Regions from separate parts of the Homo sapiens genome. Here region 1 is linked to region 2. The links are chromatin contacts, found by Hi-C in ENCODE. All regions are on one chromosome and are shown on one strand. The core of a region is the stretch at or near the end of the contact, and the rest is flanking DNA. Distances in the headings are between cores, read along the strand shown.

Evidence for each region. Hi-C counts contacts between places; a loop is a spot of excess contacts on that map. Pooled maps may share reads with other maps.
Region 1: a loop to region 2 is called in a map with no recorded cell type, with 16 times the contacts of the local background. The contact joins the enhancer-like site here to the promoter of WWOX in region 2. A Hi-C loop is called at or near these places in 1 of 37 single-sample maps with no recorded cell type and 2 of 50 pooled maps.

Annotation. Positions count from the first base shown.
Region 1 is chr16:81,711,496-81,719,223 of GRCh38, reverse strand. CMIP (c-Maf inducing protein) reads right to left here. Exons shown (of 21, transcript NM_198390.3): 21 at 7,462-7,728. Among named protein-coding and RNA genes, the nearest start is that of PLCG2, 64 kb to the left of the region's middle. RefSeq lists enhancers at 1-240, 320-369, 1,237-1,436, 1,457-1,536, 4,958-5,638 and 2 more and a silencer at 1,861-2,084. Within about 2 kb of position 3,728, at least 5 of the 41 ENCODE cell types and tissues checked have a DNase peak (open chromatin) inside an H3K27ac peak, as active enhancers do.
Region 2 is chr16:78,098,404-78,105,954 of GRCh38, reverse strand. It overlaps WWOX (WW domain containing oxidoreductase), which reads right to left and starts at 6,301. Exons shown (of 9, transcript NM_016373.4): 1 at 6,070-6,301. The coding sequence starts at 6,176. RefSeq lists an enhancer at 5,568-6,067.

The sequences.
Region 1 (7,728 bases), core at 2,479-4,978, 3.6 Mb before region 2:
AGAGAACAGACAGGTGACGAGGCCATGCGAAGATGGAGGTGGAGGCTAGCGCTGTAGCCACAAGCTAAGGAGCACCCAGAGCCACCGGAAGCTGCAGGGGCAGGGCATGTGTCCTCCCCCGTGCTTTCAGAGGAAGCACAGCTCTGTCTACAACTTGATTTTAGGCTTCTCCAAACTGCTAGAGAACAAGTTTCTATTGTTTTAGGCCACCCAGTTTGCGATAAGTTGCTACAACTGATATATTCTGTAACTAAGTACTTAGTAACAAAGTATCCAAAAGAAGATGCCTTAAAATAAGAGATTCACCTTCATCCTCTCACAGTCTGGCAGCTGGAAATCGCAGTCTTGGTGTCTTTCTGAGGGCTGCGAAGGGGAAGCTGCCACGTCCTCCCTCCTGGCTTCTGGTGTTCACTGGCCATCTTTGGCTTGCAGCTGTACCACTCCAGGCTCTGTCTTCATCCTCATGTGGCCTCTTCCTGTCTCTGTCCTTTCACTCTGACTTCCCTCTATGCATATCTCTGTGTCCAAATTTCTCCTTCCAGCTGTGCATGATGGCTCACGCCTGTAATCCCAGCACTTTGGAAGGCCAAGGCAGGTGGATCACCTGAGGCCAGGAGTTCGAGACTGCCTGGCTAACATGGTGAAACCCCGTCTCTACTAAAAATACAAAAAAATAATTAGCCCGCCATGATGGTACACGCATGTAATTGCAGCTACTCGGGAGACTGAAGCAGGAGAATCACTTGAACCTGGGAGGCAGAGGTTGCAGTGAGCTGAGATCATGCCACTGCACTCCAGCCTGGGCGACAGAGCAAGACTCCAAAAAAATAAAAATAAAAATAAAAATAAATAAATAAATAAATTTCTCCTTCTCAAATGGGTATCAGTCATATTAAACTTGTGCTCACCCTAATGATCTCACTTTAATTTGATCACCTCTGTAAAAACCCTATTCCCAAATAAAGTCGCATTCTGAGGAACTGCAGTTTAGGACTTCAATGTCTCTTTTCTGGGGGATACAATTCAACCCTGACAACCGTACACCCCCAAGCCCATCACACTTCCCACTGGCCGTTCCCAGCCTATATCCGGCTCTGGTCTGTTGCCAAGTCTTTGCACACTCCCTTTTCCCCTCTGGTGACTCAGCAAACATTTTCATTCTTCATTCTCAACAATACCACCTCCTCCAGGAAGTCTCCCGTGATGCCCATAGGCCTGGGTTCACTGCCCACCATCTGTGCCTGCCTTAGTGTCCTGTCATGGCATTTGCCATGCAGTATGTGACTGACTCCTTGCCAGCATGCTTGGGTGCTGAGCCCCTGGAGGACAAGGGCCATGTCTCTTGCTGCTGTTTCTTCTTTCTCTAAACCACTTTATTGTGGTCTAATTAACACAGAGGAAGCCATGCATATTTAACGCTTACAACTTGATGATTACGGAGATGAGTATACAGCCGTGAAACCATGCTGAAACAGCCTTTGCAAAATTATAACAGGAAAAATGACGGCAGTGAAAGAAATCAGACCTAACCAAATCAATCTTGCTTCTAACCTTTAAGCTGTCCTTGCTCATTCCTGGGTGTAGGCCGAACTAACTTTAGGAAGGAATTCAGTTCATGGTTTGACTCTGAAACAAAATTGATAAGAGCCCTTTCCCAGAAAGACCCCCTTCTTGCCTGGGGACCAGACTGCCTTTGCAGGACTAACAAATTAGCTACAAGGTTAGAAATTACAGTTTAGGGCCAGGCACAGTGGCTCATGCCTGTAATCCCAGCACTTTGGGAGGTCGAGGCGGGCGGATCACCTGAGGTCAGGAAGGTCAGGAGTTCGAGATCAGCCTGGGCAACACGGTGAAACCCCGCCTTTACTAAAAATACAAAATTAGCCGGGCATGGTGGCACATGCCTTTAATCCCAGCTACTCGGGAGGCTGAGGCAGGAGAATCGCTTGAACCTGGGAGGTGGAGGATGTGGTGAGCCGAGATTGTGCCATTGCACTCCAGCCTGGGAAACAAGAGTAAATCTCCGTCTCACAAAAAAAAAAAAAAAAAAAAAATTTCAGTTTAGGGATCATGCAGCCTCTGGCTCCAAGAGTATGAACCTTCCCCAGATTGCTCCTGGGCATAACATCACTATCGTAAAACCTAAGATCAGTGCTTGAGATATGTTGCAGACCCTGCACTCATGGATCAGCTGACACCACCCAGACAGGTAATCTGGCTCAACCAGTTCTGCCATCCCACCCAGGGACAGAAAACAGCAAGAAAACCTCACTTCAACCCCCTGTGATTCCATCTCCAGCCCCACCAATCAGCCCTCCCCACTTCCCAAGCCCCCACTCGCCAAATTATCTTTAAAAACTCTGATTCCCAAATATTCAGGGAGACTGATTTGAATAAAAATGAAACTCTGGGCTCCCGCACAGCTGGCTCTGTGTAAATTACTCTTTCTCCATTGCATTTCCCCTGTCTTGATCAATTGGCCCTATCTTGATCAATTGGCCCTGTCTAGGCAGTGGGCGTGGTGAACCTGTTGGGTGGTTACATACAAGAAGCCGTACATATTTAACACATACAACTCGGTGAGTGTGGGGATGAGCATACACCCGTGAAACCATACTGAAACTGCCTTTGCAAAATTTTAACAGGAGAAATGATGGCAGTGAAAGAAATCAGACCTAACCGACTCTATCTTGCTTCTAACCTTTAAGTTGTCCTTGTTCATTCCTGAACGTAAGTCAAACTAACTTTGGGAAGGAATTCAGTTCATGGCTTGACTCTGAAACAAAATTGGTAACAGCCCTTTCCTGAAAAGACCTCCTTCTTGCCTGGGGACCAGACTGCCTTTGCAGGACTAACAAATTAGCTACAAGATTAGAAATTTCAGTTTAGGGGTCATGCAGCGTCTGGCTCCAAGAGTCTGAACCTCCCCAAATTGCTCCTGGGGATAACATCATAGTCTATGCCATAAACCTTTCCATCTCCTTCAAAAGTTTCCTCCCGCCCCAGTTATTTGTTATTACGATTGTGTGTGATAATAACATCTCCATGCTTAGCAAATCTTAAGTATATACTGTAATATTGTTAACTATGGTCATTATGCGTATGGTACTTCTCAAGGGTTTTTCCATCTTGCATACCTGAAACTTCGTTCCCTTTGACCAATACCTCCCCACTTCCCCCTCCCTTCAGCCCTTGGCAACCACCATTCCACTTTCTGTTTCTATGAGTTTGATTATTTTAGATTCCTCATAGAAGTGGTATTATGCAGTATCTGTCCTCCTGTGCCTGGTTTATTTCACTTAGCACACATGCCCTCCAGTTCCTCCACGATGCTGCAAAGAGCAGGATTCCCTTCTTTGTAAAGGCGTAAAGGACACCACTTTGGAATGGTGTTCCATTGTGTGTATATATCACATTTTCTTTATCCATTCATCTGCTGAGGGACAATTGGGCCGATTCTGTATCTTGACAGTTGTGGACAGTCCTGCAGTGAACATGACAGTGCAGATCTCTTCTCTAGATCCTGATTTCAATTCCTTTGGATATGTTCCCAGAAGTGCGATTGCTGGATCATATATGGTAGTTCTGTTTTTCATTTTTTGAGGAAGCTCCCTGCTGTTTTCCACAGTGGCTATCCACCAATTTCCATTCTCACCAACAACGTACCAGGGTTCCCCTGTTCTCCACACACTCACCAACCTTTGTTTTCTTTTGTTTTTGATGATGGCCACACCTCACAGGTGTCAGGTGGTATCTCATTGTGGTTTTCATTTGCATTTCCTTGACGATTAGTGACTTTTTTTTTTTTTTTTTTTAGACAGAATCTCGCTCTGTCACACAGGCTGGAGTGCAGTGGCGCGATCTCAGCTCACTGCAACCTCTGCCTCCCCGGTTCAAGCAATTCTCCTGGCTCAGCCTCCCGAGTAGCTGGTATTACAGGCGTTCACCATTACGCCGAGCTAATTTTTTGTATTTTTAGTAGAGGTGGTGTTTCACTATGTTGGCCAGGCTTGTCTTGAACTCCTGACCTTGTGATCTGCCTGCCTCGGCCTCCCAAAGTGTTGGGATTACTGGCATGAGCCACCGCGCCTGGCCCCTTTGCCCATGTTTATTTCTATCGAATTCTGACAGACCTTTGCCCATTTTTTAATTGGGTTATTTGGTTTTTTGTTATTGAGCTGTAGGTCTTTTGCTTCTTCTCACATGTTTTCTAGCACTCCCCCTGGACCTGTTGGAAGCAGGTCCTCAATAATGAATTGCTGAATGCATGAATGGATGAATGAATGAATGAGGCCAAGCCCTTTTCCAAGATTCTCTGATCTCTTTTTTCTTATTGTGCTCTGGGGGAGCTTCTAGCAAAGTCTAGCTAGCTTTAGAGCAGCCTGTCAGTCACAAATGACAGCTCAGCTCACCAGGTTCTCATGCTGCACAACTCTGGGGAGCGCCATTCACACTGCAGTGTAAGAGACCGGAAGACAGCGCGTTCTAAGGCAGGCGCTGTAAGTGGGGCAACGTGGAGATGTGCATTGCCAGGCAGCCCCAGAGCTGTTTGTAAGAATCCAATTGTTGCCCTCTTGGTTGAGCTTCACACTGCTCCCAATGACAGGATTTGCCTTAAATTTTCTGAATTAGGCCGGGCCCGGTGGCTCATGCCTGTAATCCCAGCACTTTGGGAGGCCGAGGCAGGCGGATCACCAGGTCAGGAGATCGAGACCATCCTGGCTAACACGGTGAAACCCCGTCTCTAATAAAAATACAAAAAATTAGCCGGGCGTGGTGGCGGCGCCTGTAGTCCCAGCTACTCGGGAGGCTGAGGCGGGAGAATGGCGTGAACCCGGGAGGTGGAGCTTGCAGTGAGCCGAGATCGCGCCACTGCCCTCCAGCCTGGGCGACAGAGCGAGACTCCGTCTCAAAAAAAAAAAAAAAAAAAAAAATTCTGAATTAATACCGCTGTCCCCAGCACGGGGTTAGATCTCTGTTGGACTCTCACTGGGCCCATTTGGGGCTGGCACCAACAGTTGCTGGTTTTACTTGGAGGTGGGGGATGGTCATTGAGGTAGGTCCTCGCAGAGACCCCTCAGAGAGAAGAGAATTCTGGAGAGAAGGAAAGAAGCGCTAGCTATGAAGGGTGGGCGGGGCTCCAGGCTAGGTAATTAGCAAGGGATGCAGAGGCACCCGGGAACCCAGGAACCAGTAACCAGTAACCAGGGGAGCTATCACCACCCCTGGGTTGAAGGGCGAGGGGAGTACGTGGTGTAACTCAGTGCAGCTGGGAGGAGGCACAGGCCAGGTGTGAGCATCGCAGAGGTGCAGGCAGGGTTAGGGACGCTGAGGCACCCAGGAACCAGCGAGGGGCAGTTCCCAGGCTAAGGCTGAAGGGGCGAGACAGGGAGCTGTGTTACCTCGAAAGCTGGAATCCTGGTGAGCAGCCCACGGAGGGAGGCAACTCCTGCCAGCAACGGGCACAGCGGCTGGGATGCCAGGGAAGACACCCCCTACTTCTTCCAGCGGGGAGCCTGCATTCTCCAGCTTCACCCAGTGGGCAGAGGAGCCCAGCTGCTGCGGGGCAGAGCAGGGAGGAAGGCTGAGAGTGGCCCCCGGCTACATCTTCCCCCAACCCTTGGAGCAATGAACACCTGTGGTGAGCCAGGCCCTACGCCGGTGGAGAAGGCAACATGGAGCAGGCTGAAGCGTCTGGCTCGCGCATGCACACGTCTATACCACTAGCTGGTCCTCTGGCCTGAGGATGGGAGCTCAGGCAGCCAAGGGCTCTTTGGACTGTTCATTTGATGTCCTTGGTGAGGCCTCTCACCCCCGCAGTCAAGAGCCCTCCTGTCCTTTTTCCATAGCGCCTGCTCTCCGTGTGACCTGAGGAAGGCGCCGCTGAGTGACTGACACTATTTTTTTTTTTTTTTTTTTGAGATGAAGTCTCACTCTGTCACCCAAGCTGGAGTGTAATGGCGAGATCTCGGGTCACTGCAACCTCCGCCTCCCAGGTTCAAGTGATTCTCATGTCTCAGCCTCCTCAGTAGCTGGGATTACAGGTGTGGGCCACTATACCCGGCTAATTTTTGTATTTTTAGTAGAGATAGGGTTTTACTACATTGGCCAGGCTGGTCTCGAACTCCTGACCTCAGGTGATGTACCCGCCTCGGGCTCCCAAAGTGCTGGGGTTACAGGCATGAGCCACCGCACCCAGCCTTCTCACCTGTCTTAAAAAGACCTGGCAGAGGCCTCTGGAAGGAGGCCACCAGGGCATAGAGAGAGGTGGGGCAGGTAGCAGAGGGAGCTGGATGGTGTGGGGACGGTGGGGGCTGGCAGGGGGCAACTCCAGACACAGAGTCTCTGGAGAGCTGGTTTCGGGCCGGGCCCATGGTGGAGAGGCAGAGGACTGGCTCGTGGACATCCTGGATTTCTGTCAGCATGTGGAGGCAGGACATGCCTGGGCTGAGGACAAGGATACCCCTGCTGAGCTGGGGGACCCTGAAGGGTGACTGGTTTAGGAAGAGGGGTGAAGATAAAGCATTTTTTCTTTACTTTTTTTTTTTTGAGACGGAGTCCTGCTCTGTCGCCAGGCTAGAGTGCAGAGGCGCAATCTCGGCTTGCTGCAACCTCTGCCTCCCGGGTTTAAGCGATTCTCCTGCCTCAGCCTCCCGAATAGCTGGGACTACAGGCACACGCCACCACGCCCAGCTAATTTTTGTATTTTTAGTAGAGACAGGGTTTCACCATGTTGGCCAGGATGGTCTCGATCTCTTGACCTTGTGATCCACCCGCCTCGGCCTCCCAAAGTATTGGGATTACAGGAGTGAGCCACCGTGCCTGGCCAAGATAAAGCATTTATTTTTGGACTTGTCAAGATTGCCTCTTGGAGACATCTAGGGGGAGGAGGCAGCTGAAGTGTGGGTCTAGGAACCTGGCATTGACCAGCAGCACAGCATCACCTGGAAACTCGTCAGGAATGCAGATTCCCAGGCACCACCTAGCGCTATGGCGTCAGTATCTGCGTTTTCACAAGACCCCCTAGGTGGATGGAAGGCACATTCCTTGGAGTAGCTCTGGGCTACAGCTTTCGTAAGGCCCTGCTGAACAGCAGCACTGACCTCAGTCTATGACACGGAGTCTCAGCTGGGGAGCGAACTATCCCCCCACGGGACACGTGGCAACATCTGGAGACACTCTGGTTGTCATAAATGGGGAAGGGGTGCTACTGCTGGGTAGAAGCCAAGGATGCTGTTCAATGTCTGGCAATGAACACAACAGCCCCCCTGCAACGAAGACAGCTCCGGCCCCAGTGGCCAACAGCAGCCAGGATGCTGAGCCCTGGTCCTCAGGAAGTGCGCACAGAAGGTGGCGAGGGCATCCCGGCACTGTCTTGAGCCTCAGATTTCCCGCCTGGGCTTCGCCCCCTCCTTGGACCTTCTCCCGCTGGGCGCCGAGAAACCACACAAAGGCCAGACATTGATGAGTCACTTACAGTTTATTTTTGCCTGAAAGTATTTCACATCTCTTTGTACACAGCTACGTGACAGTAGTATTAACCATCAGGAAAAGCAACAGTGCGAGGGGAAAGGTGGCATGTCTTGTTTCTTCTTTTTTTTTTTTCCTTTTTTATTTTTTTTATTTTTATTTATTTTTTTATTTTTATTTTTTTTGCTTCTGCTTCTTCCCGCACCAGAGTGCTGTGAAGTATGGGACCGGAGGGGGGAAAGAAAAGAAAACCAAACA
Region 2 (7,551 bases), core at 5,052-7,551:
TGGCACATGCCTGTAATCCCAGCTACTTGAGTGGCTGAGGCATGAGAATTTCCTGAACCTGGGAGGTGGAGGTTGCAGTGAGCCAAAATCACGCCACTGCAGTCCAGCCTGGGCGAAAAAGCAAGACTCAACCTAAAAATAAAAAATAAAAAAATCCACAAAATGACCCTTAACAGTGGAAGCTGAGCCTTGTTGGCAGGCAGGCTGGCATAGAAAGAGCCTCCCAGCCCTTAGAAGGTGAAGCTGGGCCCTCAGACATGTAGCCTCATGCCTGGCCCACAGCAGGCGCACAAATGTAAACAAACAGAATGAATACTTTCCAAAGGAACTACAAAACTCACTCAGAACAGTTTTTATTTATTCAGAAAGACATTTAAAAAACAAAACAAACTCTGTCAACCTACGTTCTTGACTTTCACAGAACATGCCTGAATCAGGGTTTCTTATTCTCACTGCTGGTGGCACTTGGGGCTGGATCATTCTTTTTTTTTTTTTTGAGACAGAGTCTCACTCTGTCACCCAGGCTGCAGTACAGTGGTGCAATCTCAGCTCACTGCAACCTCTGCCTCCCAGGTTCAAGCAATTCTCCCGCCTCAGCCTGAGTAGCTAGGATTACAGGCACCTGCCACCATGCCGGGATAATTTTTGTATTTTTAGTAGAGATGGGGTTTCACCATGTTGGCCAGGCAGGTCTCGAACTCCTGACCTCAACTGATCCACCTGCCTCGGCCTCCCAAAGTGCTGGGATTACAGGCGTGAACCACTGCACCCGGCCTGCATCATTCTTTGTTGCGGGGCTGCCTTGGGCACCACTGGCCTCTGCCCATCAGATGCCAATACCCCAGTCCCATAGCTGTGGCAACAGAAAGCATCTCCAGACATTGCCAGCCGTCCCCTGCAGGACACAACCATCCCTGGGGAAGAATCCGGAACCAGCTGAAGCAGAGAGAGTAATTTGGTCGTGAAGATTCTGAAGCCCAACTGCCAAGGTTTTCTGGGTCTCCCATTTGCCAGCCACTCTGCCCTTGAAGAAGTCATTTAATCCCATGCCTCAGTTTCCTCAACAGTTTAGATGGGGACAATAACAGCACTTACTTCTTGGGGTTATAGAGAACCGAGTGAGTTAACACGGGAAGAACTAAGAACTGTACCTTTCAATAGAAGACTTTTTTTTAATAAATATAAAAATTAATTAAAAGATGTTCTTTTTAATTATAACCTTAAATGACTTTTTAATGAAGAGAAAATTAGAACACATGTCCCCTAAGCATTCTCCTATTCTCCTTTAAATAGAAGCCGTCTTTGATTTTTTATTCTTTCAACGAGCTTGTCATTTAAAAAGATAATTAAGAGTAATCTAAACTTAAACCAAAGGATTCAAATTTAAGTGAACATCATATTATGTGAATACCACACTTCCACGTATGGGGTGTTTTCTGTTAATTTTTTTTTAGACAAGGTCTCATTCTGTGGCCCAGGCTAGAGTACAGTGATGCAATCATAGCCCACTGCAGCCTCGAGCTCCTGGGCTCAGGCGATCCTCCCACCTTGGCCTCCCACCATGGCCAGCCTATGGGTGTGTGTGTGTGTGTGTATGTGCGTGCATGCGTGCGTGCGTGCGTGTGTTTTTTGAGCACAGTGTAAGTTAGCAGGGAGATCTAGAGTTGACAGTGAGGACAGCCAGTGTGTGTGTGTGTGTGTGTGTGTGTGTGTGTGTGTGTGTTTTGAGCACAGTGTAAGTTAGCAGGGAGATCTAGACTTCACGGTGAGGACAGCCAGCCCTGTGGACACAGGCACCATTGAGGCCTCTGACTGCCAAAAGGCCTGAGCTTCATAAGAGGCACGGGGAAGGGCAAACAAGGACGGCTCTGACACTGAGACCTTGTCCCTCACTTCCCATCTCCCATGAAGGGGCTGCTCTGAGACTGTGAGGGGAGAGGGGTAGAAGAAAGGCCCACCAGCTCTCTTGGGTTCCCGGTCTACCTCGACCTCACCCCTGGGAGCCCACCCTGGTGGGCTTTGGAGTGCTAGGACATGTGTGCCTTTGAGGCACACAAGTGAACCGTGAGGCAGGTGGGAAAGCAGGAGAGGCCGACAGCACCCACACAAGACCGGGTTCCACCAGACCCCGAGGTCTCAGTGGGAGCTACAGCCTCTATCCCTGGCCATGGCCCTGCTACAGTAGGAGAAACAATATGGAAAAGAAATGACTCAAAGAGCAGCCTCCTAGAAAGAACAACCACAAAGTTTCCCAAACCCCAAGAGAAAAACAAGTGTCACTTCCAGAGTCAGGAATGAAAAGGGGTTGGAGCCAGCGCAAAAATTAAAACTGAAAAGAAAAGAAGGGCCAGGATGCTCACAGATCAGGAGAGATCAAGGGAATGTCGGGTTAGGATGGATCAGAGGCATCCTAAGCTAACACCCAAAGAATTTCAGCCTTTCAACCCTGATCCAGAGAACTGAGGGCCAGCAGGGACGGACACAAGGTCCAGAGAGTGAGCCCTCCAGCTGAGAGCCAGCCAAGCCCTGGCATCTCAGCTGGTGTATACAATAAATAGCTAATGCACGGGGGGCTGAACAACTAGGTGATGGGTTGACAAGTGCAGCAAGTCACCATGGCACAGGTTTACTTATGTAACAAACCTGCACATCCTGCACATGTATCCCGGAATTTAAAGTTAAATTAAATTAAAAAAAAAAAAAAAAAAAAAACAGCGGAGCCAGAGAGGCCAGCTTGAGATTTAAGACACTAGTCGGGAGGGCTGGAGGAAAGGCGTTTGGAAACCATGTATGCACCCGAGTCCCCTGGCCAGGGGCCACTCAGGAAGAAAGCAGATGGGAGAAAGGCCAGGCAGCAGGAAGGCAGGCGCAGGGGGCACGCAGGAGCAAGGGAGCCCCAGGGCCCTAGCGCCAGGCTCCAGGGCAAGCCTGCAGGGAAGCAGAAGCACCTCTGGGGCTGAGTGGCAAAGGAGGAGACGCCCCACAGAGCCAGAGGCAGAGGTGGGCTTAGGAAGCCGGAAGCGGGTCATGTGCATCTTTGTACTCTGGGGCCCAGTGCACCACCCACCCACCCACAGAAGCCTGCGGCTGACCCTCCCAAGGTGATTCATTTACTCATCCCACAGGGGCTCATCTTATGGCTTCTGGGTGCCAAGCACTGGGGACACTCAGATGAACAAGCTGCCCCATGACATCTGCAACCTGGGCAAGGGAGACAGGGCCAACAAGGAGGAGTACACAGCCAAGGCTAAGCACGAAGAAGCAGAGAAACAAGGTGACTAGTACAAGGTCGAGGGGACACCCACAGTTAAGAAGGTCTCTTGGGCAGTGACATGTAAGCTCAGCTCTGAAGGATGAGAAGGAGCCTTTCCCCAACAGATGTACAGGTGAGAGGAACAGCAAGTGCCCGCTCAGGAGCTTGCCTCCGTCCCTGCAAAGGCTACTGGAGCTCTGCTGCTGGAAATGTCCCTTTAATTCTCCAGAGCCAGAAATTCTTCCAGAATTCACAAGCTGAATGAATGCCACTCTCTGGCTCTGCCAACAGAGCCCAAGCTTCTCGGCAAGGCACAGAAATCCTTGAAATGGGTCCTCCCTTCCCTGCCTTAACCTTCACATTCCTGGACCCTCACAAAGATCACAGGCCCCTGGACAGGCCATGCAGGGGGTCTCTCCTCTCACTGTTCCCTCTACCTAGACTGCCCTCCTGCCCCACCCACCTCTACTTGAGCTCAAAACACCGCTCTGGGCTTGGCACAGTGCCTCAGGCCTGTGATTCCAGTGCTTCGGGAGGGAGGCTGGCTTGAGTTCAGGAGTTCAAACCAGCCTGGGCAACATGGTGAGACCCCATTTCTACAAAACATGTAATAATTAGCTGGGTGTGGAGGCACACACCTGTGGTCCCGGGTACTCAACAGGCTGATGCGGGAGGATCGCTTGAGCCCAGGAAGTGAAGGTTACTGTGAGGGTGCCACCATATTCCCTCACGACCCCCCCAACTACCTACACACACCTCATGCCAGACACACTACTTCCTGGTATACACACTGCGTGGGGACGCTCCTACACATGTCACTGTGCCCTAATAAGATTGGGTCCTAAGGATGACAACTGGCTCTTATTTGCCTCGGTATAACCAGTGCCAGCCAAAGGCCTGTCACATAATACCTGTGTGTGTCTTGAATGAACTCATCAGAACTTGGTTGTTTTTCCTCTACCTTGCCACCAAAGGCAGCAGTGGTTCACATCCTTGCATAGATTAGAATCACCTGGGAGGGAAGATTTTACAACCTACCAAGGGAGAGGGGAGGGGCCAAACCAATTAAATCAGAAATTCTGGGCTGACGCAGTGGCTCCTGTCTGTAATGCCAACACTTTGGGGGGCCGAGGTGGGCGGATCACTTGAGGCCAGGAGTTGGAGACCAGCCGGGCCAACAGCGCGAAATTAGCCAGGCCTGGTGGCGGGCGCCTGTAATCCCAGCTATTCGGGAGGCTGAGACACGAGAATCGCTTGAACTCGGCATGCAGAGGTTGCAGTGAACCGAGATCGCACCACGGCACTCCAGTTTGGGCGACGGAGCGAGACCCTGTCTTTAAAAAAAAAAAAAAAAAGGCCGGGAGCGGTAGCTCACGCCTGTAATCCCAGCACTTTGAGAGGCCGAGGCGGGAGGATCACGAGGTCAGGAGATCGAGACCATCCTGGCTAACACGGTGAAACCCCGTCTCTACTAAAAACACAAAAACTTAGCCGGGCGTGGTGGCGGGCGCCTGTAGTCCCAGCTACTCGGGAGGCTGAGGCAGGAGAATGGCGTGAACCCGGGAGGCGGAGGCTGCAGTGAGCCGAGATCGCGCCGCTGCACTCCAGCCTGGGCGACAGAGCAAGACTCCGTCTCAAAAGAAAAAAAAAAAAGAAAAACCCTCTGGAAGTGGGGCCCAGAAAAAGGCTCTTACAAAAAAAGTTTCCCAGATGCTGAAAATCAGATTTACATCCATGTTTCTCAAAACCAGGTGATATTCCACCTCACCTGGAAAGCTTAAAAAAAGAGACTCCCAAAGTTGAGAGTCGGCTACAGTAGGTTCTCTATGGAGACCCAAAACGTGTATTTAGGACATTTCCTAGGTGATTCTAAGGTGCCGATATAAGAGGCACTGTCGTATCTTAAGAGCAATCAAGGAACGACAGTTAAGGAACAGAGAGTACCTACTAGACACGGTGCTATGTGCTTTACGCACAGTGCCTGAACTGACCCTCGTATCAACCCATTTTACAGGTGAAAAAACCAAGATTAAACGTTATTTCAATGGCCCAAGGTCACACAGTTAAAGATGAAGGCTCTGCTGGGGTTTCCAAAACTTTCCCAGGAAATGATAGTGAAGCTATCTAGGACTGCTACTAAAAAATACTCCTGGCTAGGCGCAGTGGCTCACGCCTGTAATCTCAATTCTGGAGGCTGAGGCAGGTGGCCTGCTTGAGCCCAGTAGTTCGAGACCAGCCTGGGCAACATGGTGCGACCCTAGTCTCTACAAATACTTAAAAAATTAGTCGGGCATAGTAGTGCACGCTTGTAGTCCCAGCCACTCAAGAGGCTGAGATGAGAGGATTGTCTGAACCCAGTAGGTAGAGGCTACAGTGGGCTATGATGGCACCCCTGCACTCCAGCCTGGATGACTGAGCAATACCGGTCTGGACAAAACAAAACAAAACACAACAAAACTCCTATCCCTGCAACCCAGAGCCTGCAGGAGGGAGCTGAGCATGTGCGCTTTTTAAAACATCTTTATTTTTTGGCGGGGATGAGGCCGCTTTGCCCTCGCCGCGCCGCGCAGTGCTGCATCCTGAACAGCAGAGGGCGCGCCGGGAAGCCACCAGGTGACCCCCGCTGGACCCGAGGCCCACCAAGGGGGCCGGCCCCTACTGGGAACCCTGGACCCTTTTCCCTGAAGCTCCTTAACAGTTACTTTCACTTTGCACCGCACGCGCTGCGCTGGAGTGCGCGTCCTCCCCGCGCAGGTGGCGTCCGTGGGCTGTGCAGGGTCCCAGGTGCGTCCGCGGCCCCACTGCGGCCCCCTTACTTGGCGTAGTAAACCCAGCCGTCCTTGGTGGTTCTCTCCTCCCAGCCCGGAGGCAGCTCGTCCTCACTGTCCGTGTCGTCCAGCCCCGCGTAGCGCAGCGCTGCCATGGCTGACTGTGGAGGCACCTGGCCCCCCTATCGCCCGCTGCCGGGTCCACTCGCTCAGGAACTCACTCCCGCTCCAAACGAGACCCGCGCGCGTCGGGGCCCGACCGCTCACGCCTGCGCACTGCGCCCTCCAGGGGCCGCTCCGCCGACCACGAAGCTGAAATCCAGTCTCCGCAATATCGCGACGGCCGGCGTCAAAGGGGCAGGGCCTGGAGAGGAAGGCGGTGAAAGTGCCTAAGAGATCGCGCTGCCGCCGGGCTAGACAGCAAAGCCGGAGAGCGCTCCGAGGCGCTAGAGATAGAGCGGAGCCTTGTCAGCCTCCCCGCCGCAGGGAAGGGGCGTGCGCATCCAGTTTCGGGCCAGGACTCCGCCCGTTGCTGGGCGACCCGTAATCACTTCCGCGTTGTTCTGGCCAATCCTGCAGGAGCCCGGCAATTGGATATGGGAAATGTAGTCCAGGTGGCGCCTGACCAAAAAGCGGCGCCCGACTAAAAAGCGGCGCCCATGCTGTTGTCCTGGGCTTCTGTCTCTCCTTGCCTTGGGGTCTCGTGAAAGTCCGTGATCACAAACCTTCCAGGGCTTGCCAGCATTCGTGCTGATTCACAACCTTTGTTTTGCATATGAACACAATGTTAAAATATAACCTGGAGAACTTAAAACTGCTGATTCCTGATTTCCTGGTTTTAGAGAACTTTCTTTCAGCCAAAACACATAATAGAGACTGTGATAATAGAGACTGTTGTTTAATAGAGACTCATGATAATAGAGACTGATGATAATAGAGACTGATTGATAATAGAGACTGTTGATAATAGAGACTGATGTTTACGGAGCACTTAATGTGCGGTCCAGGCCAGAAATGCACAGACATCACATGTAGCTGACACCTTTGTGTAGTGGGCACAACTCAGACAGGGTAGCTAGGCCGGGCTCAGTGGCTCATGCCTGTAATCCAAACACATTAGGAGGCTGAGGCAGGAGGATCACTTGAGGCCAGGAGTTTGAGAACAGCCTGGGCAACATCGCAAGACCCCTGTCTTTACCAAAAATAATTATTTTTTTAGTTTGCCGGGCGTGGTAGTGCACATCGGTAGTCCCAGCTACTCATTGAGGCTGAAGGGGGAGGATCACTTGAGCCCAAGAAGTCGAGGCTGCAGTGAGCTATGATCGGGCCACTGCACTCCAGCATGGACGACAGAGAGAGCTGCTGTCTTTAAAAAACTGCCTCACCTTTAGAGAATTTCCTTTAGTAAGTCTGGAATAGGTCCAGAATCTGGAAAGAAAGGGAGGGAGGGAGGGAGGGAGGGAGGAAGGAAGGAAGGAAGGAAGGAAGGAAGGAAGGAAGGAAGGAAGGAAGGAAGGAAGGAAAATAAAA